2 separate regions of the Mus musculus genome follow, and region 2 is linked to region 1. A link is a loop called in an ENCODE intact Hi-C map of the cell type or tissue named here. Cell type or tissue: left cerebral cortex. All regions are shown on one strand. Links, peaks and the distances in the headings refer to the core of each region. The heading gives the core; the rest is flanking DNA. Region 1 overlaps Mrps27 (mitochondrial ribosomal protein S27). Region 2 has its middle 70 kb from the start of Gm24471.

Region 1 (15,433 bases), core at 3,104-11,103:
TCCTTAGATCCTCAGTGCTGTTGCTGTTGTCAAATAAGACGTTTTAATACTATCCTGTGTTTCATCTTCTAAGCATATTTCCACATTGTGTAGTTGAAAATTCTGCTAAATGAGTTTGTATTTCAGATCCATTTTCCCGCACTCTTTGCTCTGCAGCCATCAGCTTCAGTGAGCGTTCCTGGGGAGCCGAGAACCCAGCGAAGCAACCTCCTTGGCACAGCCCATTGAACAGAACTTGGGCATCTGTTGGCTCCTCAGTAAAGCATGGAGTGTGACTTTGGCTGTGGAGGCCACCATCCAGGAGCCTGTGGTGCTGGCCCTCCATATGCTGCAGCTGTCCTGCTTTCCCGGCCCTCCCGCCCTTCCCTGCTTTCTGCCTCATTCATCACAGCAGCTCTGGGACGCACGGTGATTGGCCTTGGCCACGCAGAGCGCTTGCAGCGAACCCGAGCAGTGTGTAAATACTACCCCTCAGATGGAGGCCCTGGCCAATTCCACTTCACTAAAGACGTGCGCCTTGGTGTGAAGTCTTCAGATGGAATCCGGTTACCATGCTTGAAGGTGGTCGGCGAGCTGCCTCGGTCCTGTGAGGGTGACACGCTGTGCATACGCGTGAAAAGGACAAGGGAGAGGACCTTGCAGGCCATTTTAATTAGGCCAGTAGCTCCTGATCCTGGCTTTTTAAAAATATAGTATGAATTTTGAATAAAGGGAGGTAATTCTTCATATTGATCATTAACATAAAAGTAGTCAGAATTATAGACTTGGTGGCACGAGTGTCTAATTATGAGCAGGTGCACTTGACAGTATTATTGATCCCTGATAGGAAGGGGTTTTAAGAATCTGTTTGTAGGTTTTACAGATGCTGCAATCACCTGTTTCAATACTTTTAAAATAGTCATTAAAAAGGCTTTTTATATCAGGTTAGGTTTTAGGAATTTTACCAAGTTGTTTTTCCCCAGTTGCTATAAGTCATAGGGACCATTTCCCTGAGGCAAGAAGGGAAATAGTTAAAAGCACAGTAAGAAGTGACCAGTGAGCAGAGTGTGTCACAGTGCCTCCAGCTTTGCTATTCGTGTCACCGAGAGAGCCTGAGAAGTGAGCCCGTGCATTCCTTATCCTCTCTTCCGTTGACTCCTGCCTTTAGGTAGTCCTGGATGCTTTTCACAGAACTGTCCTATGAACTGAGTGTAGGTTGGTGAATTCACTTCTTCCCTGACGCTTTTACTGTAAGGGCACGAGGGACCATCTTATATGGGTATTTGTAGTTAGTAGAAAATATCTTGGTTCAGAAAGAGAATAACAGGACCTGAACTATCTTTAAAAGCCTCCCCAACCTGCTTACTTGACAGAACATCAGTTGTAAGGGCAAGGTGATGACTGTGTGTTTGCATGGATGCTGCTGGCTGCATGTGCACACCTGTGTGTGTGTGTGTGTGTGTGTGTGTGTGTGTGTGTGTGTGTGAGGTGATGACTGTGTGTTTGCATGGATGCTGCTAGCTGCATGTGCACACCTGTGCATGTGTGTGTGAGGTGATGACTGTGTGTTTGTGTGGATGCTGCTAGCTGCATGTGCACACCTGTGCATGTGTGTGTGAGGTGATGACTGTGTGTTTGCATGGATGCTGCTAGCTGCATGTGCACACCTGTGCATGTATGTGTGAGGTGATGACTGTGTGTTTGCATGGATGCTGCTAGCTGCATGTGCACACCTGTGCATGTATGTGTGAGGTGATGACTGTGTGTTTGCATGGATGCTGCTGGCTGCATGAGCACACCTGTGCATGTGTGTGTGTATGTGAGGTGATGACTGTGTGTTTGCATGGATGCTGTTGGCTGCATGTGTACATCTGTGCATGTGTGTGTGTATGTGAGGTAATGACTGTGTTTTCATGGATGCTGCTGGCTGCATGTGCACACCTGTGTGTGTGTGTGTGTGTGAGGTGATGACTGTGTTTGCATGGATGCTGCTGGCTGCATGTGTACACCTGTGCATGTGTGTGTGTATGTGAGGTGATGACTGTGTTTGCATGGATGCTGCTGGCTGCATGTGCACACCTGTGTGTGTGTGTATGTGTGTGTGTGAGGTGACGACTGTGTTTGCATGGATGCTGCTGGCTGCATGTGTACACCTGTGCATGTGTGTGTGTATGTGAGGTGATGACATATATGTTTGTGTGGATGCTGCTGGCTGCATGTGCACACCTGTACGTGTATGTGTGTGTGTGTGTGAGGTGATGACATGTATGTTTGTGTGCATGATGCTGGCTTGTGCATACCTGTGTGTGTGTAGGTGTAGGTGAGAGGATTGTTTTTTGAGACAAGGTTGCTCACTGGTCTGGTGCTCAGCACAGTAGCTGGCTGCCTGGTCAGATAGCCCCAGTGGCCTGCTCAGTAGTGGGATCATAAGCTCATGCCACCGTAGCTGGCTTTTTAAATTCGTGCTGATGATCAAACTTCATGCTTGCTTGGCAAACATTTTACCAACTGAGTTATCCCTTAGGCCCTTTAATGGTCATTAAAGCGTGGTCAGGAAGTAAGAGATTAGAAGCCTAGCAGTGCAGTTGATGAAATAAGTGTAGGTGTTGATGACCAGTTACTTAGTATGAAAAACGGTGGGATCAAGGCTAACTCCTGCTTTTCCAGCCAGCCAGCCATCTCTCTTTACTGAGATAGGGAACACATATTTAGAGTGGACAGTTGAAGAATTTAGAGGACATGCAATTGAAAGGCCTGTTGAACACACAAATGGAGATATTCCTATACAACTGGAAAGGCTGCTCTGGAAATAAAAAGCCAGAATTGGGGTAGATATCCACACACAGAGCCAACTGTGAGATTAAAGCTGTAGGAGAGACTGCCATCACGTAGCACCTGAACCCAGACATGAAGCCATAGCATACTCTACCACTGAGAGTTGGACATTCCAACATCAAAAGAAAGAAAAGACAATCCTCACGGAGCCTGAGAAATGGTGGGGTGGGGGTGAGCGATAAATATTTCCTTAAGGATCTCTCTAGATAGAGATCAAATGAGGACAGAGTTAGCACTGGCCTGGTAGATTTGATACAAGGATAATAATGTTCTCTTGATTATCTTTCTACCGAAATGGAATAGGACCATGAGCTGAGAGTGCAGGAAGCTAGAAAGTACTGTAAACATGAGAAACAGTGACAGGATGTGACATAAACCATTTGGAGGGCTGGCAAGATGGCTCATCAGGTAAGAGAACTGACTGCTCTTCCAAAGGTCCTGAGTTCAAATCCCAGCAACCATATGTGGCTCACAACCACCCACAGTGAGATCTGATGCCCCCTTCTGGTGTGTCTGAGACAACTACAGTGTACTTATTTATAATAGTAAATAAATCTCTGGGCCAGAGAGCAGAGTTGACTGGAGCTAGCAGAGGTCCTAAATCCAATACCCAGTAACCACATGAAGTACAGCTACAGTGTACTCACATGCATAAAATAAACAAACAAACACAAAAACCATTTGGAGTGGATCAAGGTGATTTTAGGGTCTGAGCTGAGTGTGATGTCACCCATTCCCAGTTTCCTAAGGATGACTGGTCTGTTGAGAGGAACCAATACTTGGGCGGTGGAGGCTCATCAGGGAGGAGAGGCAGGGGCTTTTCTGCTTTGTGAGCAAATACATGAAAGTATATAACCATTCTAGATGACCATTCTAAAGCCGTTGGAGTGGCTACTATATGTGACTGTCGTACACTGCTACGGAGTAAGAGCTCGTGATGGCTCCCTGGCCTGTCTCTCACCTACAGACTGACAAACCTCATGCTTTGTGTTTCCTTGAAGAGGCACCTTATCAATCCATTTTTAAGAGTTAAATTTGTACTCTTTTTTTTTGGTTTTTCGAGACAGGGTTTCTCTCTATAGCCCTGGCTGTCCTGGAACTCACTCTGTAGACCAGGCTGGCCTCGGACTCAGAAATCCGCCTGCCTCTGCCTCCCAAGTGCTTGTATTCTCTAGTTCATCAAATTATTTAAAACTGACTCAATAGTTGTCCTCAATTTTTAAAAAGAGCAAGAGTGAGCACCTGTTTAGACGCTGACTTTGTGACGTTCTCGGCCATCTGGTAGGAGTCAGAGCTGTTAGATTTTCCTGGAGAAATGTGTATATTTAACAGGGTTCTTTGTCTTCTGTCTTCACAGCTGATCTTGCATCCTTAATGGACAAAGCGTATGAAAGAAAATTGCCTGTTAGTTCTTTATCAATATCACGGGTAAGAACATTTCCAACCTACTTTCAAAGAAGGAAGCAATCAAGACTGTAGGCTGGGCTGGGCTGTAGAAACAGTAGTCACATGGGAATAACTTTCCACAGTGTAGTATGTTTTTATAATTACCAGTAGATATTTTGTGCTGTGGTGGCTGAAATGTAAGGAAATAAATATACCAGACTCAAGTTAGTAATCACTGATTTATTTATTTTCCTCGGATCATATTATTCTGTGTTTTTAAAGTTAATATATCCTTCAGTGTCATAGCAGTGAACATATTTTCAGTAGCGGGTAACATCCGCGGAAGACTGGATACTAGCGGTGAACTTGACTGCCGCTGGGTAATGGCTAGGAGAACTGTGAGGCCAGCAACTGGGAGTAGTGATTGTAGGAACCACCACAGGGCACCTCCATAGCAGCCATTCTTGTAGTTTCTCGCCATGCATCCATCATGTGTGTTCATTTCCACAGCAGCCATGAGAGAGATGTGTGTGGTATTTGTAAGGCACAAACGATGAGGTAACTTTGCAGATGCACACAGCATGTAGGCAGAAAGGCTGGAACATCAAAGTCCACCTGAAATCACCATCAAGACAAGAGCAGGTTCCCATACTGGGCAGCAGTGTTCTCCGGTTTCCCCATCCCCAACTTGAGAGTGGTTGTATCTTCCTCAGAGGTGATGAGATCTTGGAAACACCTTTTGTAGAAGTGAGCAGGGTCCTTCAGTCAAGAGCTACTAAATCTAGATGAGGGGAAGGGAAGAGTCTTTCCCTCCATCCCTGATCCCTTCTCTGTGCCCTGTGTCCTCTTAGAGAAACTGTTCAGTTGTCACTCCTTAGACTTGGGGACTAAGATCCCCCACAGTGGAGAAGATTGAGAGGCCATTGTTTTCAGGGTGATTCCCCCTCTGGGGGCTGAAATACCCGATTTTCATTTAAACAACACTTGGAACTTTAAAGAGCTTTTGTGTGCATGTTCCAACCTGAACCTCGTCAGGACGGAAGCCTGTAGCTGTTGATCCAGATGGAGCAGCTGAGTCCCAGAGGGCCCGTGCCATCTGTTTGTGCCAGAGCATGCTATCAGGAGAGCTGCTTTTCAGGCTCAGGGCTGGTGTTTGCACCTCATGTTATCTGCCCTTTAATGGATTTCTAAATCAAACCCAGGGGGCCTGCTTATTTTTAGAAAGTCTCCCTTTTCTTTCCCTTCTCTCTCTGTTCATGAGGCTTTAGTTACACTCACAGCACACCTAGTCTCCTATTCTGTCTTCCGACTTGAGATCTCCCACCTCTGAGCAGAATCCACCCTGGGGAGTATTTCCTGCTCATTTAGATCGTAGGTAAAGAACAGACTCTTAGAGTTTCCACAGGTTGTTTTTCAAGTGCTGGTGATTGAATCTGGAGCCTCCCGAGTGCTGGTCAAGTACTCTCTACCAATGAGCTGCGTCCACAGCACCAATCAATGCTCAGTAGATTTTATAGCTTGAAGAAGCCTCAGTCCTAAAACGGTTGCTTCATATCAACACTAAAATCAGAGTCAAAACAGCTAAAACGGAATCCCTCCACTTAGATTTTAGTGTTCTGAACACTGTTGTTGCAGAGTTAAGAATCTCCACCATTTCGGAGCTGGAGAAGTGGCTTGATGGAAAAGAGCCCTGGCTGCTCTTGCTGGGGGCCTGGGTTCAATTCCCAGCATCCACATGGTGGCTCACGCCTGCCCATGACTCCAGTTCCAGGGCTTCTGACACCCTCACACATGCAGGAACAGAAAACACTAATGAACAGAAGATAAAAATGAGTTCTATTTATTTTAAAAATGAATCTCCGCCATTTCTACTTTGTGTTCCATGTGTTTGGAGTATAGGGTGGAGAGGAAAGACAATAAAGGCGACAGTGTCTGTAAACAGTTCCATGAGACACTCTTGTCTGTATGAGCAAGGTTTGGGTTTGGCTTTTAATGGTGCTTTCTTGCTGCTTGTTTTGTTTTGGACCAAATATAGAAGTACAGAGAAGAGAAGCTACAGTGTGCCTTTTGTTTGTTTTTACCAATGTGAAGCGTTTTCAGAAAGGAGTACTACCACAGGAGCCTCGTTCCAATAAAAAGAGTGCGTGCATACCTTTTAAAGATAAGCACGTGATCTAGATCAAACATGTGGCGTAATTTGTATTCAACCAAGAATTGTTTTTCTCCTCTAGTTTGTGGACAACATTGCATCCCGAGAAGATCTAGATTCTGCAGAGTACTATCTTTACAAGTAAGCTTTTCCGTCACTCTGGCTTCACACTCACTTTCAGCACCCGGGGTTTGGTTTTTTCTTCTTCTTTTGTGGTACTGAGAAGTTTGTGTATATGCACACATACAAATGCGTGTGTGTGTGTGTTTGTGTGTGTTTGTGTGTGTGTGTGTGAGATGAACTCAGTTGCATGCAGTCCAGAACAGAAACAAAGATTCATGTCTTTGCTGTCGTCTTTTTCCATGTAGACCATGCCTGAGACTCTTAACTCCAAGCAGCTCTGATTCCTCTTTTTCATTATAAGAGTTAGCTTTTTTGAAACATTTTTGTGACTTTGTAGATACTTCTGTGTGTTAAGAGTCTAGGTAAGCCATGCAAGGATAGTGATAATGATATACTTATTGTCTAAATGACCCTGCTTCCCAGCCTAAGAGGAATATACAAAACATGTTAAGGCCTCAGGAAAGGCTTATAAGAATGAAGAGTTAGAGCGTTACTCTTTTTTTTTTTCTTTTGGTTTTTCGAGACAGGGTTTCTCTGTATAGCCCTGGCTGTCCTGGAACTCACTCTGTAGACCAGGCTGGCCTCAAACTCTGAAATCTGCCTGACCCTGCCTCCCGAGTGCTGAGATTAGAGGCGTGCACCTTGGAGTTTCTCTGGAGTATCTGAAGTCGGGGGTTAAGCTGGGCCATCAGAGACCTGGTCTTTGAGAAACTTCCACTAGTTAGGCCTTCTGTTGTTATTGTGGCTCACATCCTTACAGAGTGACTTTTGACCTCAGAGTGACCTTAAAAACACAGGCCTACCATTAAGGAATATCAAGCAACGTCTTCATCATAGAGAGCCTTCAACTCCTGGCTGTCCTGCCTGCAGCATTTCTTACTCCCTGAGCAATTCCACCTCTAGCCTTTTGGGGATCAAATGACCCTTTCACGGGGGCCACCTAAGACCATTTTTAAACACAGATATTTACATTACGATTCATAACAGCAGAATTGCAGTTATGAAGTAGCAGTGAAAATAATTCTATAGTTGGAGGTCACCACAGCATGAGGAACGGTATTAGGAAGGTGACCACTGACTCAGAGTAATTCTGATTGCTACCATGGCATAGGCTTCCCTCCTTCCCTGTCACAGCCTGTAGCCACCACCGTAGTTTAACTGTCCAGGAGAAGGCTGATGGACTTGGTGCTGTGGGTCTGGGCATGGGTAGCTCTCAAGCTCCTGCAGTTCCTAGGACTTGTGGCACATAGCACCTTCTCATCTCTTCCCAGGAGTACACATGAAGTCTCTAGACATCACAGACAGGAAAGTGTGGGCATGCAGTATCTCAGGGTGCCAGGGATCTCTATAGGAAGGCTGCTTTGGAGACAGCTGAAGGGACATATGTGTGGGGGCTATGCACTACTCTCTGGGAGCCGCCCACACTGGGATCCACTCTTTGTGATACAAAATGAAACATGAAGGAAAAGAATGATCTAGTTACCACAGTAAACTGCGGGTGTTTAAGGCAGTCAGTCCGTTGACAAAAATCTGGAAACTGTGATTCTCTACATCTGAAGGGAGAATTCAAAAAGTAAGGATAAAGGTGACTCAGTCAGAGGGAAGGTTAAAACTGAGCCCAGGAGTCCGTCAGCAAGCACTTGGAAAGCCGGCTGACTCAGAGCACCAGCTGTGGGGTTGTAACTGAAGCTTCAGCTGAAGTAAGGCATTCAAAAGAGAAACTGACCCAGGAAGAGGGACCTGAGACAGACCTGATGCATGGGTGTGGTTTGGCTTGCTCTTCAAGGGTGTAATATGTTCTCTCTGGGAGTGGTCTGCAGCCCCTCTGAGAAGCCTGGGGCCTGACTGGAGGAAGATGAGGACCAGAGAGAGGGAGAGGTCCAACTGGGCTTCCACAGGCCCTTTGCCTCTGCCAGAGAGCTCATGCCTCCATCTGCTTTTTATGTTGGAGTCTGCAAAGAATATTTATAGAGATCTGCAAGTTGGGAAAGCATAAAAAATGACATTTTAGCATCTCAGTAATGCCTAGCATTTTCTTCTGTTGTGAGTATAAATGACAGATGCCTGTACTATTTGCATCATTTGTCGTTCACACCAATTAAAATCCTTGATTCTTTTCATTTGTAGCAGCTCCCTTACAACTGCGTTCACAGCGGCCAGTAGTTAGACTGCTTCTGCTCTGGGTCTGCTGCACTGAGGACGCAGCGCGGACTGCCTTATCCGGAACTTCTTAGTATCTTGATACTTGTCTTTCGGTGTAATTGGTTTCACTTGGGAAAAACCAGTCTGGAGAGGGGATCCACAGGCCCCCTCCAGGAGCTCAGGATGACAAAAGCTCCAGGGCCCCTATGAGGCAGGCCTGTGAGCAGTAGGCTCTTTTGCCTGGTCTTCCTGCTTCCTTCCCAGCCCCCCTGAAGCAGTCTGTCTCTGAGTTCCGTAATGCAAACGCGCTCTTTCCTTATGCCAGCTTGCCCTGGGAAGGAGGCCAAGTGTGTGGCCGATAGGTACTCTGTCCTCCAAATGAGAGGTTAGGTACTGGGAGTCCCCTGGAGCTGAGGTGTAAGAAGATTCTTCAGGCCCCACGCCACTCTCTGGAGAATAGGGCGGGGGCGGGGTGGGGTGGGTGGGGACATTTCTGCTTTATTTTGGCACCATCAGTGCCCAGTGTGTGGTGAGGTGAGGCAGCAGCTGCAGCCGCATCAGCAGGTGAAGATACAGGGATAGTCAGCCAACAGCAGCTGACACAAAGGCGGTCAGCGGTCAGTATAGAGGGAGGACATTTATTGTTCTGTCTTAAGAACTTTCGTACCTTCTGCTCATTTTCAAAATAACTAAAAGCTACAAACCTTTTCTTTTTCTTCTGGGCAGAGGATTTGTGTTGCCGACTTACTGTTTTGCTGCCTTTTGAGAGGGAAAAGGCTTCCCGCTTTTACTGTCTGTCACCTACAGGGTTCGTAAGCGTGAGCTTTGTGGCTCTGTTTGACTGACAGTCTAAGACTGAGATTGCCTAAGCGGTGAGCAAGGTGTGAGAGGGCAAGGTGCTGCCTGTCCTGAGCAGGTCTCCCAGAGCAAGCCTATCGTGAAGGACCAGGCTGGGGTATAACTGCTCTTAAGGGAACTGTGGGAGAAGGATTCAAGAGTGTGATACAGAGTGCAGAGTGATGGGGAAGTTAGGATTACAGATAAAAGGAAGTGCCTGGAGCGTTGGGAGTCTGTGGACTACTCCACTGTTTATTCTGAGAACTGTAGTGTTCTTTATCTCCTTTGGAACACTGATGAGCGCCCATAAAGTTTCATACAGTGAACATGCCTTTTCCATTTTGGAGACCACCTTTCCTGGGCCTGCTAATCGGGTTCTGAGCTGGACACATACCCCCTCCATGCTTACCGTCCACACTTAGAGAAGTGAACATGGAGGCCGAATGTGTCTCCATTTTTAGGAGACAAAACTACAGATGTACATGCCATAGGAAAAAACACGCCATCGACAAAAGCCACTATCTGTATTGTGACAGTGAGCTTTTGATGTTCCCATGTTAGCATTTGATGGCTACGCTAACAGCATGCAGCTCTAGCCGTGACACTTCTGCCCTCCTTTTTGGTGACCTCTTTAGTGAGGATATTTGCAAAAGCTCACTTAGGCTTCTGCATCGTTTGGGGGACTGTGGTGGTGAAATGAAACTTGTTCCCGTTACTTAGAAGCATCAGTGATCATAAGTGGTTATTTAATCTGCAGCATTAACAGTCATTCCTGAAGGGTGACAGGAATCTCCAATTATACAACAGATTCTCTACTGAGAGCTTACAGTTCTAAAGTGGCCTGTGGTTTCTGGAGAGCAGCATGGAGAATGTTGAATCTGCTGTCACTATAGAAAAGGCTGCAGAGCTCCAGGAGAGGATCCTTGTCTCAGAATTGGACCTCTGTGTGGTCACGGAGAGCAACGTGCCACCCAGTAATGAGAGGGAGGCTGCTGTATCGCGGCCTCAGGCGTCCTTCATCGTTGCTTAGATAACAGGAGTCCCTGGGTGGAGACGGATGACAGGTCGGGAGCAGCTGGGAAGGGACAGATGGCAGCCTGTGTGTCTCCAGGTCCTAGCTTGGCAGCCCACCGAAGGACCAAAATCGCTTCATTTTTCAGTGTTCATAAATACTGTGGCGGATCCTTGGAAGGTGGAGTTGTACAGATGTTTGTGCCAGCGGGGAGAGGGAAAGTCAGGGCTCCTTAGGAGTGAGCTGCATGCAGGCTTGCACAGGAATAGCTTTTTGAGGTCTTAGAGATTTTGTTCAACAACTATCTTAAATTTTTCTGTTAACATATTGCTTGGAGCCGGGTAGTTCGAGGCTAGCCTGGTCTACAGAGTGAGTTCCAGGACAGCCAGGGCTATACAGACAAACCCTGTCACCCTGTCTCAAAACAAAAAACAAACAAAAAAACCCAAACCAACCCATATTGTTTGGTCTCTATGAAACTCCAACTTTTTTTTTTTTTTTTTATGTCTAAAGGTCAAAGGGCAGCAAACAGTTCCTAGAGTGTTTTCAGGAACAGTTCCCTTAACTACTTTCAGGGACAGCGCTCTAACCCGGCTGCTGCTGTGGCTGTCTTTATTTACCCATCCTCACCGAAAGCCTGGGAAGACTCTTAACTATAGTCAGCGCTCTGTACTAGACAAGAGCAAATGGGCCAACTTGGTTCATGCCTCACCAGATGCTCATGAGGGCTTGGTGAGAAGAGCGAGAGCATTGGCCTCTACTACTCCTGAGTCTACTCTTCTCCCCCCTGATCTTTTAGCCTGGAGCTGTAACAGGAATACAGCTCATATACTCGCCTAGCTGTGGCTTACCATTCCCGGAGTGGTCTGCGTGATTGCCACCATCTCTATTACAATGGGGAGATGACTTGGCACCCATGAGGGCTCTGCTCTAGCAGCCATAGCAGTCCAGCTACTAAGAACACCTGTGTGTCCATCTTTGTATAGTGTCCTTTCTTTCTCTGGGGTAAATTTGTAGTAGAGTTGCTGGAACATATAGAAGATACATGTTTAAGATTTTTAAAAAGATGTATTTTATGTATATAAGTACACTGTAGCTGTCGCCAGACACACCAGAAGAGGGCATCCGATCCCATTACAGATGGTTGTGAGCCACCATGTGGTTGCTGGGAATTGAACTCAGGACTTCTGGAAGAACACAGTGCTCTTAACCGCTGAGCCATCTCTCCAGCTCTGATATATTTAACTTTTAAAGAACTTGATAGTTGTTACAAAGTACTCAGCCCATTTTATAATCCCAGCGGACTCTCATTCCTCTGCACTTCATCTGACACATTAAGCTAAATTGATGTGTTTTGATTTTGGTTTAAACTTGCAATTGCCTTATGATTGTCCTTTGACAAATGTTCAGATTTTCTGCCGTCTTGGTGGTTGGTTTCTTTTTACTGAATTTGAAAACTCTTTTTCTGAGTATTATATTTTCATTCACTTACTTTATTTTTCAAAAGTGAGGTTTTACCTTTGATGGAAATCCAGTTCTTCCTGGATTTGTTGTTGTTGGTTTTGGTGTCTTCTAAGACATCTCTACCAACTGAACACCATAGATAATTTTCTCTGATATTTTACTTGAGAATTTTATAATTTTAGGTTCTAGAGTTATGTTTATAAATAGTTAAGGGCTTTTTGTTTGTTTGTTTGCTTGCTTGCTTTGTTTTTTAAAGTTTTGTTTGTTTTTACACAGGATAGAAGATAAGGCTCAAAGTCTTATTTTTTTCCCCTCCCTCCCTCCCTCCCTCCCTCCCTCCCTCCCTCCCTCCCTCCCTCCCTCCTTCCTTCCTTCCTTTTTTTCATTAAAACACCTAATTTTATCCAGGCCATTTACTGTAAGCACAACACTCTTTTCACATTGCCCTGAACCTCTTGGTAATAATTTTCATATGACTTTTTGTTCTATTGATCTCCGTTTTGCTTTATTTGGTATACAAATATCTTGTCTTGCTGGCTATAGTTTTTAATGTAGTCTTTTCCTTAGATAATATGGATATTCTAATCTGGCTCTGCTTTATCAAAGTTCTTTTAAAAAGTCTAAATAGGTCTTCCCATGCTATGTTTGCCTCATGTGTGCACACATTTACATCTCCATGTGGTTTAAGATGTAGTTTGTGAATGAGTGCTTTGCCTACGAGTATGTATGTGCACCGCGTGCGTGCCTGGTACCCACAGAGGCCACAAAAGTGTATCGGATCCCCTTTTGTTAGTATTAAAGGGAACTGTTCTAAAACAGTCTGGAGTTATTGATGGGTATGAGCTGCCATGTTTGATGCTGTGATCCAAGCCTTCATTTCTGCAAGAGTGGCCAGTGCTCTTAACTGCTGAGTCATCTCTCCAGCCCACACATGCATTCTTTCTTTTTGTTTGTTTGGTTTGTTTGTTGAGAGGGTCTTTAATATATAGCCTTGACTGGCCTGGAGCACTGTCTAGTCCAGGCTGGCACCAAACTTACAGAGATCTGCCTGCGTGTGCCTCCCTAGTGCTGTAATTAAAAGGGTGTGCTACCATGCCTGGTATGCACTCTTAATGTGGAGGAACTAGGAGCAAACAAATCAACAAAATGTATTAAATGTCTAGTATTTATTTGGATAAAAAGAAAAGGGGGTAAATATAGGGACATGGAGATACAGATTAATTGTGTCAATTAGCTGTTCTTTTTCTGTTGAAACAACTGCTCTGACAAGGTTTAAAATGAGAATACATGAGGACAATTACCAACTACTGTGTCCATAAGATGAATCCGATCTGTTTATAAGGGAAGTTCTAAAGCCAATAGGAGATAGAAGAACAGTTTCTTAATTCACTGAAACTGGTGTATTCAAAGGAAAGACATGGTATAATCACTACAAATCAAAAAGACTGCAGATCCGTAAGGATGAATATGTATGTGAAGCTGTTCAGAGTCCAGGCAAACCCACATGTAATAGGTAAGTTCCCTGTGTTTATAACAAGGGTTATGGTGGGGGCTGGAGAGATGGCTCAGCGGGTAAGACCACTGACTGCTCTACCAGAGGTCACATCCCAGCAACCACATCCCAGCTCACAACCATCTGTAATGGGATCTGATGCCCTCTTCCGGTATGTCTGAAGACAGCTACAGTGTATTTATATAATAAATAAATAAGTCTTTTTTCAAAAAACGAACAAGGTTTATGTTTTAAAATATGTTTGAGGTAAAAGGAAAGAGGGATTAATGCTGTTATCCACAAATATGCATAAAAAAAGGTAGGACCTGAGTGGTAAAGTTGAGGTTAGAACTGACTTTGTGGGGCCTGCCATCAGAGAGAGAGGCACCTGTGGAGACCACTGAGGGCTAAGGTTGCTAGACAGAGGGAGAAAGGATTGCAGAAATGGTAAAAAGAATGAGTGCTTGACGTATATTTATATATGCTGTGGGGTAAGTCACAGAATTATTAGGTGACAAGTTATGGTTTGTGTGGCATGTGTGCATGTTCTGTGATACATGTGTGTATATATGTACAGGAGTATGTACATAGGATGCCTTTGAGTGGTAAGAACTGTCATACAAAAGCTGTTAACAGTGCTTTCTTTCAGGAAATACTCCTGGGTAATTTTTCATTGAATTCTGTCTTGGACCTTTTGAATTTTATGTTGTGAGTGTGTATTTCTTAGTCAAGAAGAACTTTTTTAATGACCCACAGGTAATTATCATCAGTAGACTCTTGAGAAATGTGTATTATAACAAGGTATTCATTCCATGAAGATTAGTAACAATTTTTTTTTTTTACTTAAATGGTTAAAAGTAGGAAGGAAATTAATTTTCCCTGCTTGCAGTGATAAAGATCTGACCTGTGGTAATCAGCGGTAGAAATGGAGAGAGAAATGGATTATACACAGGAGGGGAAAATAAATCAACAGAGTTAATGAAGAGTTGAAAGCAAAGAGGGTTGGAGATGAAGCCCTGGCTAATGGGAAAAGGACCGGAACATGGCTGAAGTGCTGCCTTGGAAGCAGTTGTGGGGCGGGGGAGGCTGGACATTCACTTTGTTATGGACACCTCCGTGTTTCTAGGTTGCTGTCCTCTGCCTTCTGACCATACTTAGTCCTTAGAGGAGAGCTGGCTACAGAGCTTTGGAGGGAGCACACTTGCCAAAGCATTGCCATTGGCTCTGCCTGGCATTCTGGCAGCAGCTGGGCACCTGCAGTCTAGGTGGCCTCTGAGGCTTCTCTACTTTAGAATCTGAATTGAAATTGAAGCCACCTCTGTAATGTCTGGGGTGAGCAAGTCAGCTTCTAGAAGCCATGGGTGGAAACCTGACTTGAACCCAGGGCTTAGGGAGCAGGCCAGCATATCTGCCTGTGCGTGGCCGTCAGAGGCCGTCTCGGTGGTAACCAGAACAGAGTTGGGATGAGACCTTAAACTGTGACGGACAGTCAGCCCTAAAGAAAGGCCAACATGTAGAGATCAGCAGCCGTATGACCGCCTTTGTATTGTGGAGGGTGGGTGCTTTCAAGCCTTGATAGCAGAATGGGAGAGGCAGTTTAAGCTCCAGTTTGATGTGTGACTTGGAGCCTGTTAAGCTGACTGTAGATACTGGCTCCCCGGGGGAACACCTGGCTTTCTCATTAAGCCCAAAGCCTCAGACCCTGTGAGCATGAGGGCCTGGTCTGCTTAGCTTCTCAGAAACACTGTACGCTTAAATGGTATTGTCAGCATTTCAGTCAGTTCTGTCATGATTAACAAACAAAAAAGCAGTCCATGTAAGACTAGGTCACAGAAAGACTGGGGCTTCTGATCCGTCGTGGGTTTCAGTCATAAATAGTGTTAGTGATCCCCGCTAACTTTCGTGCACTCTTTATCCTTATGTCTCCTGCCTCTGAAAGGCTCACAAAGCACAGGTTCTCTGAGTTGTTTCCTGCAGTACAGTCCTTTGTCAACAGCTCTTTCTATTGGCTGTT
Region 2 (15,433 bases), core at 4,014-12,013, 400 kb after region 1:
TTACACACACACATCAGATGATTAATAAATGGTGACTGCTCCAGCTACTTGCAGAAGACGAAATCCCAAACGAAGAGCATCCCAGATCAACAACATGGTCAGCAACCCAGAAGCCTTTCTAGAGCCTTCTCCTTCTCCCCTACATAAGCGCTACCCTAAGTTCTAACCCGTGACCCACTCTGTTTTAGTCAGAGCACCTCACACATGGGGGACAACATATGTTTAGCCTAACAGTGTAATCGTGAGTTGCCTCATTTTGAACTGTATTCATATGGAGTGGTACAGTACATGTGCTATCTGTGATGAAGCAGGATCCAAATAGATTCATTTTTTTTCAACTCCTGCTTTTTATTGTACACATATATCATGATTCACCCCAATATTTTTCTTTTGACAGCTACTTGGAGTCTCTCCAACTCTGATCTATTTTAGCAACGCGGCGATGAATATTCTCTTTTTTCTTTGCATCTGGTGGTGTTTGTGCTTCTGTTAGCTATATAGAGATGAATTGCTAGCGTCTAAGTCACATGTGCCTTTTAACTTTATTAGCAGCTGTGGGATTTTCTCAAAACTGGTATATGGAGATCTGATCTCTTCCTATCACCTTTCTGGCAATATGGGGCTCATTTCTTGGTGCCTTTAAGCATCCCAGACCAGTAAAAAACTAGAACAGCTCTTTACAATTAATGTATATTGAATGTCCAGTTGTCTTATTTGTTTTTTTATTACTTCATTCATTTGTTCTTACATGTATGAGTGTTTTGCCTGAGTGAAGGTTTGTGCATCGTGTGCGTGCCTGGTTCCTGATGAGGCCAGAAAAGAGTGTTGGACCCCTTGGGAATAGAGTTAGTCGGTTTGTACGTCACCATGTAGGTGCTGGGACTGGAACCTGGGTCCTCTGAAAGATCAGCTAGTGCTCTTATCTGCTGCGCTATCTTTCCAGGCCCCTCTCATTCATTTTTTTAAAAGTCTTTTTATTTGCTGGGTGTGGTGGCACACATCTTTAATCCAGCATTGGGGAGGCAGAGGCAGGTGGATCTCTGTGAGCTCCAAGGCGGTCTGCTCTACAGAGCAAGCTCTGAGGCAGCCAGATCTATACCAAGAAACCCTGTCTCGAAAGCCAAAACAAGCAAACAGCAACAAAAAACCAACAACAACAACAATTCGCTTTCCTCTTAGTGCAAGGCTGTTTCTGAAATGAGCTCTTTGCTGTGTGTGCTGAGAGCATCCTCTCATGTGGTGCCGTGCCTTCTCAGTTCTTTGGATGAACACGAGATGTTAATGTCTATGCTGTTCAACTTCTCAACCTTCGCTAAGGTGCACACTGTTCAATGTTCCGTTTATCTTTGCTTACCCAAAGCCATAGCAAACCAAGCAGATGTTGTAGAAGATCTAGAAGGTTCTTTCTACACTCAGGCTATCGCCCACCTGGAACTCACTTATGGTACGTAGCGGTTAAGTCTTACTTTGTTCTGTTTTGTAAATAGATGTCTGTGTAATTGGCCCAGCACCACTTGATCAACACAGCCTTTGTTCCTCTTGGTCTGGAGTCCCAGTTTTGCTGTAAGCTGCCTTCATGCTTCTAGACATGAAGAGCTGTGTCTGAGCTGTACCCTAGCCCCCCACCCACCCACATATATTTAAGGAAAAGAATGTTATCCTTGCATGAATGGACCTTTTTTTTTTTCTGCCAAAACTGACTTGAGAACCAGGAAAATAAGCCCTCCAACTTTTTTGCTCAAGATTGTATTTTATTTATTCATGACCAATTATAATTCCATATAAATTTTATACCCAGCTTGTCTGTTCCTACTAGACAGCTGCCGGGGGGTTTTGCACGAGAGTATATTGAATTTACAGATCCGTTTACAGATAATTGGCATCTTCACTAAACTGAGTTATTTAGTCCATAAAAAATCCCTCCCTTAGGTTTTAATTAATTTCTCTCAACAATATTTGTAGTTTTCAGTGTCTAAGTCTTAGATATCTTTTATTAGATCTTTGCTGGCTGTTTGATTTTTACCTTGATGTTACAGTAAATGAAATGAAAACTTCTTAAAATTAACTTTCTAATTGTATAGTCCAGAAGTAGAGACTGTATTGATTTTTGCACATTGCTCCTATAGCTTGTCACTTAATAATGTCAATAGTTTATGTGCAGAAGGTTTTGTGGTTATGCCTTGGAGTTCCTTAGTTCTTATGAACACCAATGAAGTCAGTTTCACAACTAGCAGGGTTCACTATTTTCTGTATGCTTATTCTATTTGTCAGTGAGAAAGACAGTAAAAATTTCCCAGTGTGAATTTATCTAGATTCATCATCATCATCATCATCACCATCATCACCATCATCACCATCATCACCATCATCACCATCATCAACATCATCACCATCATCACCATCATCATCATCTAGCTTCTTGTGGAGCTGGAATCAAGCCCAAGGCTTTGTGCATGCCAGGCAAGCCCTTCACCACTGAGCTACATACACACCCCCTCTACTACTGTTTTTGTTAATTTTTACTGGCATTCTAGCCAATAAAGTGTGCAGGAGGGAACTTTAAGGTATAACAATACAGAGGGAGAGACAAAACTATTTGCTAATTATATGCTGATGATATATTTACCTAGAAACCCCAAGGAAATTGATGTTTTTAAAGGCTGCTAAAAAAAAAAAAACCCAAGCTGCCAAATTTATTATCAATACTATTGGAGGACAGAAAACTAATGGGTAGGAGTCAGGAGTTACAAGTTTTTCTTTACATCAGCAAGAACTACAATTAAAAAGATAACTTTCTTAGGAGTAAACTTAACAGTAAAGATACAAGATATATACCTTGAAAAGAAATCTTTAAAGTATTCCAGAATGCAACAGAACATGCTTAGAAATGAGTAAAGTGACAGCCATGGCTCCTCACCACCTCTGCCACCCAGCTCCCTCCCTCCCTCCCTCCCTCCCTCCCTCCCTCCCTCCCTCCCTCCCTCCCTCCCTCCCTCCTTTCACCTACAACGATGATCTTATTTCCCCGTTCTGAGTGAGATTCAAGCAGTCAGGACTTCCAGTGGAAGGAGGACATCAACTCCCACACAAAACCTTTGCCCCAAACTTTGTGTGCAGGAATAAAGACAGAGAGAAACTGCCAAACAATGACCGCCCTATTTGAGACCCACCCCATGGGAGAGGGCCAACCCCTGACACTATTAATGATACTCTGCTGAGATCGCAGGCAGGAGCCTAACATAACTGTCTCTTGAGAGGCTTCATCCAGCAGCTGATGGAAACAGATGCAGAGACCCACAGCCAAAGACTGAACCGCCAACCGAAGACCATGCAAGGGCTGGACCTAGGCCCCCTACACATTTGTAGCAGATGCTTGGTCTTCATGTGGGACCCCTAACAATTGGAATGGGGGCTTTCTCTGACAGTGTTGCCTGCCACTGGATCCCCTGACCCTAACTGGACTGTCTGGTTGGGCCTCAGTCGGAGAGGATGCACTTAGTCCTTCTGTGACTTGATGTCCCAGGGCCAGGTGGTACCCAAGGGGGAGGCTTCTCAGCTTTCCTTTCTCTGAGGAGAATGGGAGGGAGCAATGAGGGGGGAGAGATTTGTGGGAGAGTGAGAGGAGAGGAGGGAGAGGGGACTGTGACTAAAATGTAAAGTGAGTAAATAAATTTATGAAAAAATACACACATTAAATAAATAGTAGCATACGGATGTTAAAACAAACAAACATGGAAAAGGACGCCAGACCTTTTGACAAGACTTGTCAATGTCCTTTTCCTCTCTTGTGTCAAGCTGTGTTCATCTTGGAGCTGAGGAAATGGCTTAGTTGGTTGGTGAAGTGACCTGCAAGTTTGAAAATGTGAGTCTGGGTTCCCCAGTACCCATGAAAAAGCATGGCATGGTACTGTGTACCTACAATCAGCACTGCAGGGCCAGACCAGAAGGTGTCTGGAGCTCACTGGCCAACATGTGGAGCCAGTCACGGAGCTCTAGGCTCAATGAGAGACCTTGTCTCAAAAAATAAAGTGGGAAGCAACCAAAGAAGACACATGAAGTTAAAGGAATTCCAAAGGTCACACTGACGACTAAGCAAACAAGATTCTTCAAAGGTAAATCAAGTCACACCACGCTGGCTCAGGAATAATGCAGGAGTAACAAGGGAGCGAGAGAAAGAAAGCAGCAGTGTCCTAGTGAAGACAACAGACTTGAGTAATGGTGGCCAACTGGTAGCTATCTCAGAAATGTTCATCTTAAACTCTAATATCATCCCACACCTCTTGGTAATTTCCAAATGGATGAAATCTTTAATAAAAACCAATCAATCAAAGGTAATAGATGAATAGGCTGAAATATTTCATAATTTCACAGAACATGAAGTTCGAAAATAAAACTGATAAATCCACCTCTATAACGAAAGGAAATTTTAAAGCCTCCACTTAAAAAAATTAAGTCCTCATATAATTAAAATAAACCACAAAGGACAAACTAGAAGATATAACTCATTGCAGACAGTAATGATAACCTTGTTAGTATGTAAAAAGCCCCGGAGAAGGTAAGAAAAAGACCCATAACTCACTCGCAAAGCAGAGAAATGTTATAAAGACAATGCAAAGAATAAATAAATCGCTCTTAATATGTTTAAAGTGCTCTTTTGCACGCAGAATGAGATGCATGCAAATTAAACTACTCTAAAAGCCATTTTTTTCACCATAAAATTGGCAACCTTCCCAAATCTGATATCCTGTTGCCAGGGCTGTGGGAGACGGACGCTCTCGTACCTTGCTGGCGGGAGTATAAATGTGCATGGCCCATATGGACAGTAATTTAGCAATAGCTACCAAAGCTGCAGATGGATGTGCTCTGGGATGCAGTAATTCCACTTTGGGGAATTCTCTCTACAGACATATTTGCATATCCACAGAACAGTGAGCATACCATTTATTAATTGCAACAGTGCAATCAAGATGGGAGGGAACCTGGATACTCGCTGAAAGGAGCTAGTTTAACTCAGTGCAGCATTTTGTAATAACACCTTTTTTTTAAGTTACTAAAGATGTATTTGTGTGTGTGTGTGTGTGTGTGTGTGTGTGTGTGTGTGTGTGTGGTGTTTACAGCCAGTTGTGAGCTGCCTTACATGGGATGTGGCAACAAACCTCTGTTCCCTGCAACAGCCACCGATGCTCTTGACTGCAGAGCCATTTCCTCATCACCCGAAGACAGTGATTCTTTCTATGTTACTCAGGAATATCTGATTATTACCAAAATATCATAAGTGAATAAAGTCAGGAACAAGATGATGTATAGCTTTGTAATGTTTATATTACCACGAGGGTAAGCAATTTTGTATCTTGCTTACATTTACTTTGTGTTTATTTTCAGAAATCTCTGGGAAGGCAAATAAAAGACTGAAAGTGGTAGTTAGCTAGCTAACCTGAGAACTGGGAACATGAATGCCCCCTTTTTTCACTATAAGCTTTTCATATATACATATATATTTGTGAATGTAAAACAATTTGAGTTTTAGAAAAATTTAAAGCAAAATATCATATGAATCCTTGTGTGGCTTAAATGCACTGCTTTTCTATGTCATTACTAGGTCTACCACTTAGAATGGTTTTGAACATAGCTGCTAAAAGAGTTACAGCTTATTATCCCATAAACAAAGCATCCCCAAATCAAATTGTTCTGGATTGGAATAGCCTCTGCAGTTTCAGACATCACAAAGAGGCAGACAAAGCACTGGAGATGGACAGAAGCTCCTCAACAGACATTCTCCTCCATCCACGGGGTCAGTAGCACCTGACGTGTCTGTACCTGAGCCGCAGTAGGGACTGGCTTGTGATTGCAGTAGGTCAGAAACTCTACCTAAGGAGTAATATGGAGCAGAGTGCAGTCGTCAGGAAGTGTTACATCCAATCACAGATGAGGAAGTGGGATACAGAGAAGTTCAATGACTTGCCAGAGGTCACAGTTAGTAAGACCTGAAGCTGAGGTTCACAAAGTCAGCGATCCCAGGAAGCGCCTAGGGTTTTACAATCCAACTTCAATGTTGGCAGGAGGTTGAGTCCTTCAGCAAGGAAGAAGGAGGTGTCCTGGTTGTTTTTATGCCCAATTTGGCACAACCAGAAATCACCTGGATGGATAGTGTCAGTTGAAGGATTGCCCAGATCAGAATGGCCCGTGACCACACCTGTGGGGTACTGTTGTAACTGTTGATTGGTAGAGAAATGGTATGCTACTCAATACTCTGAGCAGTGCCAGAGTCCCAGGTGGCCCTGGGTTGTATAATAAAACTGACTGACAAGAGTCAGAGGGAGTGGGCCACTAAGCAACGATTCTTCATTTCCTGCTAGAGTTTGGTGATGAACTATGACCTGGAATGTAAGCCAAATAATGTCCCCCCACCCATCCCCCCAAGTTGCTTTAGGTGGCATTGTTCACCATGGAAACAGGAAAGCTAAGATCAGTAAGATTGGCTATTGGATGTGTAACCAGAAGTGCCTCCCTTAGAACTAAATGGTCCAAGCTGCAGCTATCAACTAGCAAAGAGCAAGCTATCACTGATGGACACTGGCTGTTTGTACACACTTCTCCATGTCCTTGCTAGACCTGTGTCTCAGTTGTCAAGTATAAGAAAAAAACTGATCAATACCTGAGACCTTTCTGCAGGCAAAGGCAGGAGAAACTCAACCTAGAGAAAACTAAACTGGTAATGACCATACCTATCAGGGACATTGTCATGAGGGCCAAGAAATGGACATGGTTCCTTCCATGGACAACACTACAACAGGCATCTAGAGATCTTGAAGACCTCAGGCTGCTCACGGGGCTGCCACATACCATGGTTCTCCTGTAGGCTATGGCTTTCTGCCCAGAAGAACTGGTCCTAGAGTTACAGGTCTTAGCATTTCACGCTCTGGCAATCAGGGAGTCTCTGGTGTGTGGGAAAACCATCCAAGCCTGAACTGCCCAGACAAATCCCACAGCCAGCGTGCACTGCTGCTGATAAGATTATGCTGAGCATTTCCTATTTCAGTCTCCCATCCTCTCTGTGCCTCACTCGATACTTGAAAACCTTCACTTGCTAAAGCTGTCTGAAGCATTCAAGAAAGAGAGAGAGAGAGCAAGAGAGAGAGTGCTTAAATAAAAGCTTCTACCCTCTAGGACTTGACTTCGTAACAGCCATCTCTTTCTTCCTGTGCTAAAAAGACTGGGCTCTCCCCGCAGCATCAATCCAGGAGTTTCTTCATACATTTGTCTGTTCATTGAGTCAGAGGTGCAGTGAGTCAGTTTTCACACCTCTCAGGCACGTTGCCCAGGGAGAGGGGTGGATATATTCTTAGCTGGAGCGCTCTTTGCTCAGGCTTATGTAAATCCCACGGAGGTAGGTGTCTCTAGACTGTGAAAAAGAGGAGACCAGGGTGAGAAGAGTTGGCAAGCGAAGGGGGCCCCTGAATAGTGAGCCAGTCTCCCTGTGGACCAGGCTCACTGCCTGAACATCTGAATAGAGCCACGGAGAATGTCTGCCTCCACTCGGAGTGGAGGAGGCGCAGGGATGTGGAATTCCTAGCCAGATTTCTTACCTTGGAGCTCCAGAACAGTTGGTTTGTGAGCTCCACATTTTCTTCTGACCCTGAAGCAAGGATTGTGGTCAAGTCAAGGAATGATAATGAAATCTGATTATGATGACACCCAAGCACTGAAAGAATAAGGTGGGGCTGGTGAGATGGCTCAGTGGGTAAGAGCACCCGACTGCTCTTCCGAAGGTCCAGAGTTCAAATCCCAGCAACCACATGGTGGCTCACAACCATCCGTAACGAGATCTGACTCCCTCTTCTGGTGTGTCTGAAGACAGCTACAATGTACTTACATATAATAATAAATAAATATTTAAAAAAAAAAAAAAAGAATAAGGTGGAGTGTTTCTTGCTGGCCACCACTTATAAATTTCTATAGAAAGACCATCATCATTGTCAACACACAATGCCAAGAAAAACAGTTATTTATTTCTTCAGTGCAAACAGGCCAACCGTTTTCACATTCTGAAAAGCCCCCTTCAGACTTCACATTTATCTCTGGGGCCCATCAACATTGGCCAACTCACGTCACTTCTCCATGTCCCTGTGGCCATCTTGAGTGAAAAGGTAGATCTAGAAGTTCTGGGCTTCAGAAGAAGACATTGATTCTCTGAGGGTCAAAGCTCTCCCTGGCCCACCCTTGCCTATGGCTTCAGAATCCTTTCTTCTCTAGCTGGCCCTGTCCATCAATGAGTGGAAATGTAAGGCTTCCTCAGAAAAGGTTGCAGCAATGTGCCACCTCTGGGCTTTAAGGCAGTTGGTGAATTATTTATAATGTCTTGAATGACAAAATAAATTCCCCCTCCCAGACGTCTAACCTGAATCCATAGATTCAGCATGTGCATCTGCTACAGTAATAAGAGGGCCTTTTAAGGTGGAATGCAGCTATCAATCCGTGCCTTAAAATGGAAAATTACCCTAGATTCTCTAATTATGAACATTTTTCAAAGCAGAGAACTTCCTCTAGTTAGAGGCCTGAGAGATTCGGCAGGAATGTAAAGTCAGAGGTTGGAAGCACGAGAGGGCGTTCATTGTTGTTGCGGGAGGGGCTACATGGAAAGCTTGACCTGGAAAGGGGAGACTTTAAGACCAAAGTCTTAGCAAGCCGAGAGTCTGCAGCCATCAAGAAACTGAAAAGGTCAGCTCAGGAACTTGGGGAAGGTCATGAAACACTTGCCCCTCTGAGGCTAATGATCATTTCTCAGAAAACAGGGCAGAACCAACCAGCTGGATGGAACACATTCCAGGACTCTGTGTTGTTCACCTTCAGACAATGGAAGTCCTTGTCACCTCATTCCCTAAAGACCAATCAGTTTAAAGGGTGCACTGTTTGGCCAATCATATTGTGCCTAGTTGCTGATGCTCTATTCTGCCCCTGGAAACCATATGAAAACTCACCGAAAGGGTGTTGGGGGGTGTCACCTCTCCTTCAGGTCTGGGATGACCCCAGTGCACTGGAACAATAAATTCCTCTTGCTTTTTGCATCGATTCCAGCTCCACGTGTTTCACTCCAAGGGGTCCCCGGTAAGCTAAGGCTCCCCAGAGTCTTACAAAACTAGGAACCCAAGTCACAAAGAAATAAACTCAGCCAAGAGCCTGGATTCTCTAAGAAACAGAGCAGCTCCAGAGCTCCCAGAAAGAAAATACTGCCTGCCCACATCAGAGAGACACCACAGAGGATCCGTCTATGATGCTGTGACCAGACTTCTGACTTACAGAACGGAGAGGAAATTACTTGGAGCTGGTTTAAATCACTAAATTTGTGGAGCAGCAAGAGAAAATGGATGCACAGATGTCCCTGACAACCGCATTCCATTAGCACGAGAAGCTCATCGTTCAGGGACATCTCTTGCATCTGGTCTCAGAATGGCAGAGTCTGGCCTGCAGAGGTGCACTGTTTCTGGTCCCTGGGCTCTGTTTCTCTTCCAGCAATCAGTATATTTGAAAAATAGAACAAAGCAAAGCCTGTAGGGAAAGAGGAAGAAAGGGAAAATAGGCAGGAAAGGCAGGGGAGGGACAGGTATGATGAAAGCGTTTCCGGTGTTGCATCGGCATCTGACCTTGACAAAACCCTCTTCAGAATGAAGAAGTCAGGCCTCTGCCTGGCCATATGGAAGAATAGGGGCCAGGAATGCCCTGGGATTATTTTAATCCATGCCCTGGGACCATTTTTAATCCAGCAATCGAAATATCTGTAGAGAACATCCTGTGAGCTGCCCCTTGGCTGTGAAATGCTAATGAGCCAAGCTGGCTGCCAAGCACTGTGCGAGGCCCAGGTGGTGCAGGAGAGGGCAGGCTCCAGGGGCTCCAGTGTCTCTCTCAATTCCACAGAGGAGAGGAGGCCCGAGCTTTAGATGCTTCCCCTCTCCTCTTACCCCCCCCCACTTCCTTCTCACTTCTCTTTCACATCCCAAAGTGCATCCTGAAAGCAACCCCTCCCTCTCTATCTCCCTTCAACCTTGTGACATAAGATTACACCATTAACTTTTATTCTGTATAAACAGAAAAAAGAATGAAGCCAGGATTTAAGGGTTCACCCAAAAGTCATTGTCCCCCAGTTCTGAAGTCCTCTTGGGTGTACACAGAGACATTTGCCTACCCCTCCCACCCAGCCTCCAACACCTTCTAGCAAGCTCCTGTTTCCAGCCCTGGCTCCAAGGCAGCAGACACTAGGAGAGCAGAGGCGACCACAGATGATCCACCCATCATGAAGAAACACTTTTTGTGGTTAACAGAGCCTTGGGCAACTACCAACCCCACCCTCGCAAGAGCCTATGGCTTCTCCCATCTTGTAAAATCATGATAATGAATAAATTCATTCTCCAGATGACACAAGTACCCAGCAGGGACCTGCACTTTCACTTTAAAAATGGAAGACTTGGGAATGGTAGATCCTGTCTGGGCTTCGGTGGGCGGCTTGTCCATGGACCTCACAGAGGAAACAGTAACGCAGTAGGGATTTGAGAGCTAAAGGAAGTTTGTTTTCCTAGTGGCTCCCCTGTCCATTTCATCCATCCACTTTGTAACCGGTACCGTGTCCGTAGATTGTTCACCCTGCTTTACTCTCTAAACTCTATCTCGGCACCAACTCTATCATCTGGAGAGTGCTATGTAAAGTATAGCCCTGGTTAAAGGGCCTCCCTCCTCACAATCAGCTAAAGGAGGAGAAAGCCACCCACTACCAAGTCTTCAGCAGTAGGCTAGAAGCAGAGGTATGAGCAACAGAAGGAATCAGAAAACTTTAACCTGGGCTCTGCCGTCCAGTCCCATCTGCAAAAAGCATACCCCTTAGCTTCAATTCGTCTTTCAGGATCCACTGAGTCCCATTTCTGCCCCACAGAGACACTGCCATCAGCCGTGCTGATCTCCAGGCTGGGCCTTCTGATGAAATTTTACTCCTGAGGCTGGAAAGAGGAGCCTCACCTAGCACAGGGTAAACCCTTTCCTTAATGAAATCACTTTTCATCGAGGATGCCATCTGCTGAAAATTACTATTGTGCAGAACACAGTCTGTGGCGCTGTTAATCCTGATTTCCCCCTTTCTTCCAAACCTCATTACATGCATGTGTAAGATTCTTCAAGAAGAAAATTTAACAATTGAGTTCCTGCCGCACCAAACACAATAGTATACTATTTACCACCACTGTGCCCAAAGCATAAGCAGCAGACATGAGGAATTCATCTGACCCTCATATCAAACCTCTGAGAAAGAGTCTCTTCTTGTCATCATCTTACACACAAGGACACGGAGGTAAGTGGTTACCCAGAGCCTTAGTTTTTATGTAACAAATCTCTGCTTCAAACCCTGAGCACAGGGGTTGGCTGAAATCTGAACCACTGTGCTCTCAAGACTCCCCGTAACACAGGCTGGATCAGTGCCACCACCGAGTGGATTTTAACACTTACTTAGTGTTCCCTGGGCTGTGAGAGTGCAGACAACAGGCTCCTTACCCTGGCTCTGTGCTCTTGTGCTCTGTGCTCTTGGGTGTTTACCAGCACAGAGGTCGGTCGACAGAGCAGGATAGGGAGAGGAGAGGTAGCCTGGTTCCAACACATTCCCTCATCACATTAAATGTAGACAAGGGAAATTTGACCTTTAAGATTTGTGACATGGTGCCAAAGACTGCATGTTTGGTTTGTGTTTTTTAAGTACTTTAAATCTTTAAAAAAAGAAAAAGAAAAGAAAGAAAGATTTGTCTTTCAAAATCCTTTTAGAAAATCAAAGGAAGATGAGGGTGCTATGAAATATTTTGTATCTAATTGAGAAGCTTCTCTCTCTCTGGTGGCCATAATGCAGTGACCATGATTCAGGGACAGTGCTATTGTCCATACCTGTATCATCAGCATTTGTTCCTCACCTGATCCTTAAGCCACAGGTTGGTTTTAGGTCTACTCTCTGGGCCTCAATCTTTCTGCATTCCTGAAAAGTTTCTAGAATGTTTTTTACATGGATGATTGCAGAAGACCAGGGAGACATGTCCAACAATGAAACATATGCAAAGATCCTCTTGTCATGACTCCTCCTTTGATCAAAGCATCTGGATTCCAGCTTCGGTGTGACAGAGAATACACTGACCCTGCCCAGTTGGGAGGGACACAGAGTTCCACGCATTAAGTGTGGATGTGCACCTCTATATATAGACTGCAGTAGTCGAGACTGGGAATGACCTAACCAGCTCACTAACTTTACAGCTCCGTATTAGACTTTTCTCCCCAAGTCCTCTTCGGCTACCACACCTCAAAGCTAATTAAAGATTAGAAAATACTAAAAGGAAATCATCAATAAACAGAGCACTGGGTGAAGCAGGAGTTCGGACACATCTCAGAGGCTCAAAGTACTGACTGTGACTTAGCAAAAGCAGAGCTGGTGGGCTTTGGCAAAGGAGCAATAGAGTTGTGGCCCAGAAAGAGAAGAGGGAGGGGTGGAGTGAAGAAAGTAGGAACTTGTACATTAGACTGCAATTAAAAATGGAGGATAAGGGCTACACATGAAAAGGGACAGCCAGAAATAGCTTATGAAAAAGGATGCAGCACCAGTAACCCTAGATCAGCATGACACCAGTTACGAGAAAAACCAAACAGATCTCGGGAGTCCGCTATTCTTTGTCTACAAGTAACCAGGGAAAATGGAATAAAAGAAGATGCATGAACCAAGAGGTGGCTCTTCAGACAAGATATTACAATCTGTGATGTCAACCAAAACTCTTATTATGAAAATAGTAAGATTCCTGTAAATATTTTATACATATGAGCTGGAATAATGACTACTTATTATCCTGCCACTGAGGAATAAACATGATTATCATTTTAATACATAGCCTTTAGACCATGTATATATTATCCATATATGTATGGATAATAATAACAAAATGGATAATATAACCACTTTAATATATATCCTTTCTATATGTATTTCTTAATTCAAAATCCTCCTGTATATACCTTCAGCAGACAGCTGGTTATTCACTTAACAGAGCTAACATTTGAATGTTTATTAGTGCTTAGTATTTCAAAAGTCAGTAAATACCTTCCATCTTCATTATGGCCCAAATTCAACTTAGCAATTCAGTATTAGATATTTGTGACTTTTCAGCATCTCACTGTCATGTAAAAGGGTGCCATGAACATCCTAGGCTGTAAGTCTTCGCATGCTTTTTCTTATCCTTCTTCAGGATCATTTCACAGGAGAATCTGGGAGTCAGTTGCTAAAAAGACACCAGAGAAGTTGAAGGGTTTGGCACCCTGGCGTATGTTTTATATGCTATTCTAAAAGACTTGTGACGACCCATGTCAAACTCCGGTTCTAAACAAGCATCTAGCACCACCCTTCCCAGAAGATGGAATCAAAAAGCAAAGCTGCCCCTCTGCATCAGCTAAGACTTAAGAAAAAGGATGAAGGATGATTGTAACTCGGTATCTGTCAGCCAAGTCCCTGAGGGTAATAGTTTCCCTAGCACCCTGTGTTCAGTAGGTCCTTTACAGCTAAAGTCATTCATAGGAAAGTTTATTAACTACCATCATATGTCATAGGTTATAGGGGAAAATGTCATAAAAAGCAAAACAGAAATAAGCTCTACAGAGTGAAAGCTGTTCTCCCAATCGCCATCCCTCCTTCCAGCATCACTCATTACTTATTTATGATGTAATACATCCATAAATTATCTGTGCATTAAACGTATAGGAAAGTTTACCCACTTAAGTGAATACTCCTTTTACATCTGAGGAAATGGAGGAACAGGATCTGGGTCTACCTTATATCTCAGAATGTCCTAAACAATAGACATAGTGTACAAAAAAAGAACCTGGTGTCAAACAGTGAAGGAAACTGATCCCTGAGACCTAAGAAATAAAGTTGGAGACCAGGAATCATCTAAGTTGAAGAACTCAAGCTGTGAGTCCAATTAGGCCCAACTGCCCAGAGTTATCAAGTCGTACAGTCCCATATATGACAGAGTTAAAGAAGGAGAGGGTGAGAGAAATGGAGAGAGTTTCTCTGGAGTTTTGAACTGCATTTTGACAGGGCCTGTGTACAACAAAACACTTAAAGCAGGAGAGTTTCTAGAAGGAGAATCCACACAAGACTAGGAACAGTTCCTGCTTCCAACAATCAGACTTGGGATAATGTCATAGTTCATACAATATAGAATGCTTGCAATGGATTTGTTTCAACTGTTGAGCAAAATTAACTCCCACTAAACGTTGTCCAAGTCCCATTTAAAAAAAATACTCTCAGTCATAAAACTTGAGGAACCAAGGTGTTTCCAAATAAGCACAGCTCAGAACAAAATGAAAAACAGTGCATTCAAAGGAAGTCATTGAGCTACAGACGGCACAGAATATATACAGAATAAAGAGTTAGTGGACAGTGTCCGGAAAGGGGCTAAAAATATCCAGAGGCAGTTTTTAAACAATCAATGAACCTACTTTAAGCAACTCACTATAAACCTGAAGAGAGGGAGTAATAAACAGGAGCTAAAAAAAGAAAAATGATAACAAAAATCTTTCAAAATCGATGAAAACTATGAATCCACTCATGAAGTTCAATGAATCCAAGCACAAGAAACTTTACAAAAGACACATGCAAGTAAATCAAACCAGTGGAAAGAATAAAAATCTTAAGAAGATCTAGAGGGAAAAAAGGCAGAAGAGAAGTAAGGACAGCCATGTTTCAGTCAAGAGGTGAACCCAAGAAGGCAAAAACAGAATAGTAAAAGAAAAAAAAAAATCAACTTACTGTTTTATACCCAACAAAACACTCTTCCAATGAAGGTGAATAAGACTAGTTGTAAAGCAATCCAGAAATTTCTTAGATTCCTTGGATTCTTCTTAGAATCATACCAAAGAGAACACTTAACCCAAAATTTGGACATAGATGTTCTTAGCAGCATTACCACTAAGGCTACCCCAAATTTCCACACTGAGTAACAAGCAAAACCCAACATATTTATACCATGAAATCCCTTCAGTCCCAGAAAAAGATGAAGTGCTAATGTACATGTCAATGTGGTGAATCTCGGAAACCTTTCAGAGAACAAGAGAGGGGTAGTAATGGGAAAAAGAGTTTCTTTGGAGATGGTGAAAATGTTTTAGAAGAAATTGCGGTGGTGACTAAACATGGTGAATATCCTAAAAGTGCAGAACTGTATGTTTTTAAAGGCAAGGAGGAGGAGCAAAAGGAAGAGAGAACAAAAGTGAATTACAGAGCAGATGAAAGTTTCATCAAAGTCGTAAAACAGGAAAAGCAACAAAGCTCCAGATATAACAAAGCTGTAAAAAGGGCCAGCAGTAGATCACCATAGTAACTGATAAAGGGAGTTCTTGAGAAAAAAAAAAAGTGTAACTCTCCAACTAT

Evidence for each region. A loop is a pair of places that touch in the nucleus more often than their neighbours do. Peaks named below come from ENCODE experiments on the same cell type or tissue, not always from the same donor. Only the 100,000 strongest peaks of a DNase experiment are listed, where the experiment ranks them.
Region 2: it touches region 1 in a loop (7-fold over the local background); 3 of 42 quality-filtered maps call a loop at or near these places.

The regions. Positions count from the first base shown.
Region 1 is chr13:99,358,794-99,374,226 of GRCm38, forward strand. Mrps27 (mitochondrial ribosomal protein S27) reads left to right here. Exons shown (of 11, transcript NM_173757.3): 3 at 4,172-4,242; 4 at 6,432-6,490. Among named protein-coding and RNA genes, the nearest start is that of Mrps27, 22 kb to the left of the region's middle. In left cerebral cortex, for the core only: no CTCF peak of the experiment used is centred there; DNase peaks (open chromatin) are centred at 4,133, 5,339, 7,868, 8,365 and 4 more places; H3K27ac peaks cover 979 bases.
Region 2 is chr13:99,754,673-99,770,105 of GRCm38, forward strand. No RefSeq gene overlaps it. Among named protein-coding and RNA genes, the nearest start is that of Gm24471, 70 kb to the left of the region's middle. In left cerebral cortex, for the core only: no CTCF peak of the experiment used is centred there; DNase peaks (open chromatin) are centred at 4,787, 7,363, 9,328 and 10,301; H3K27ac peaks cover 496 bases.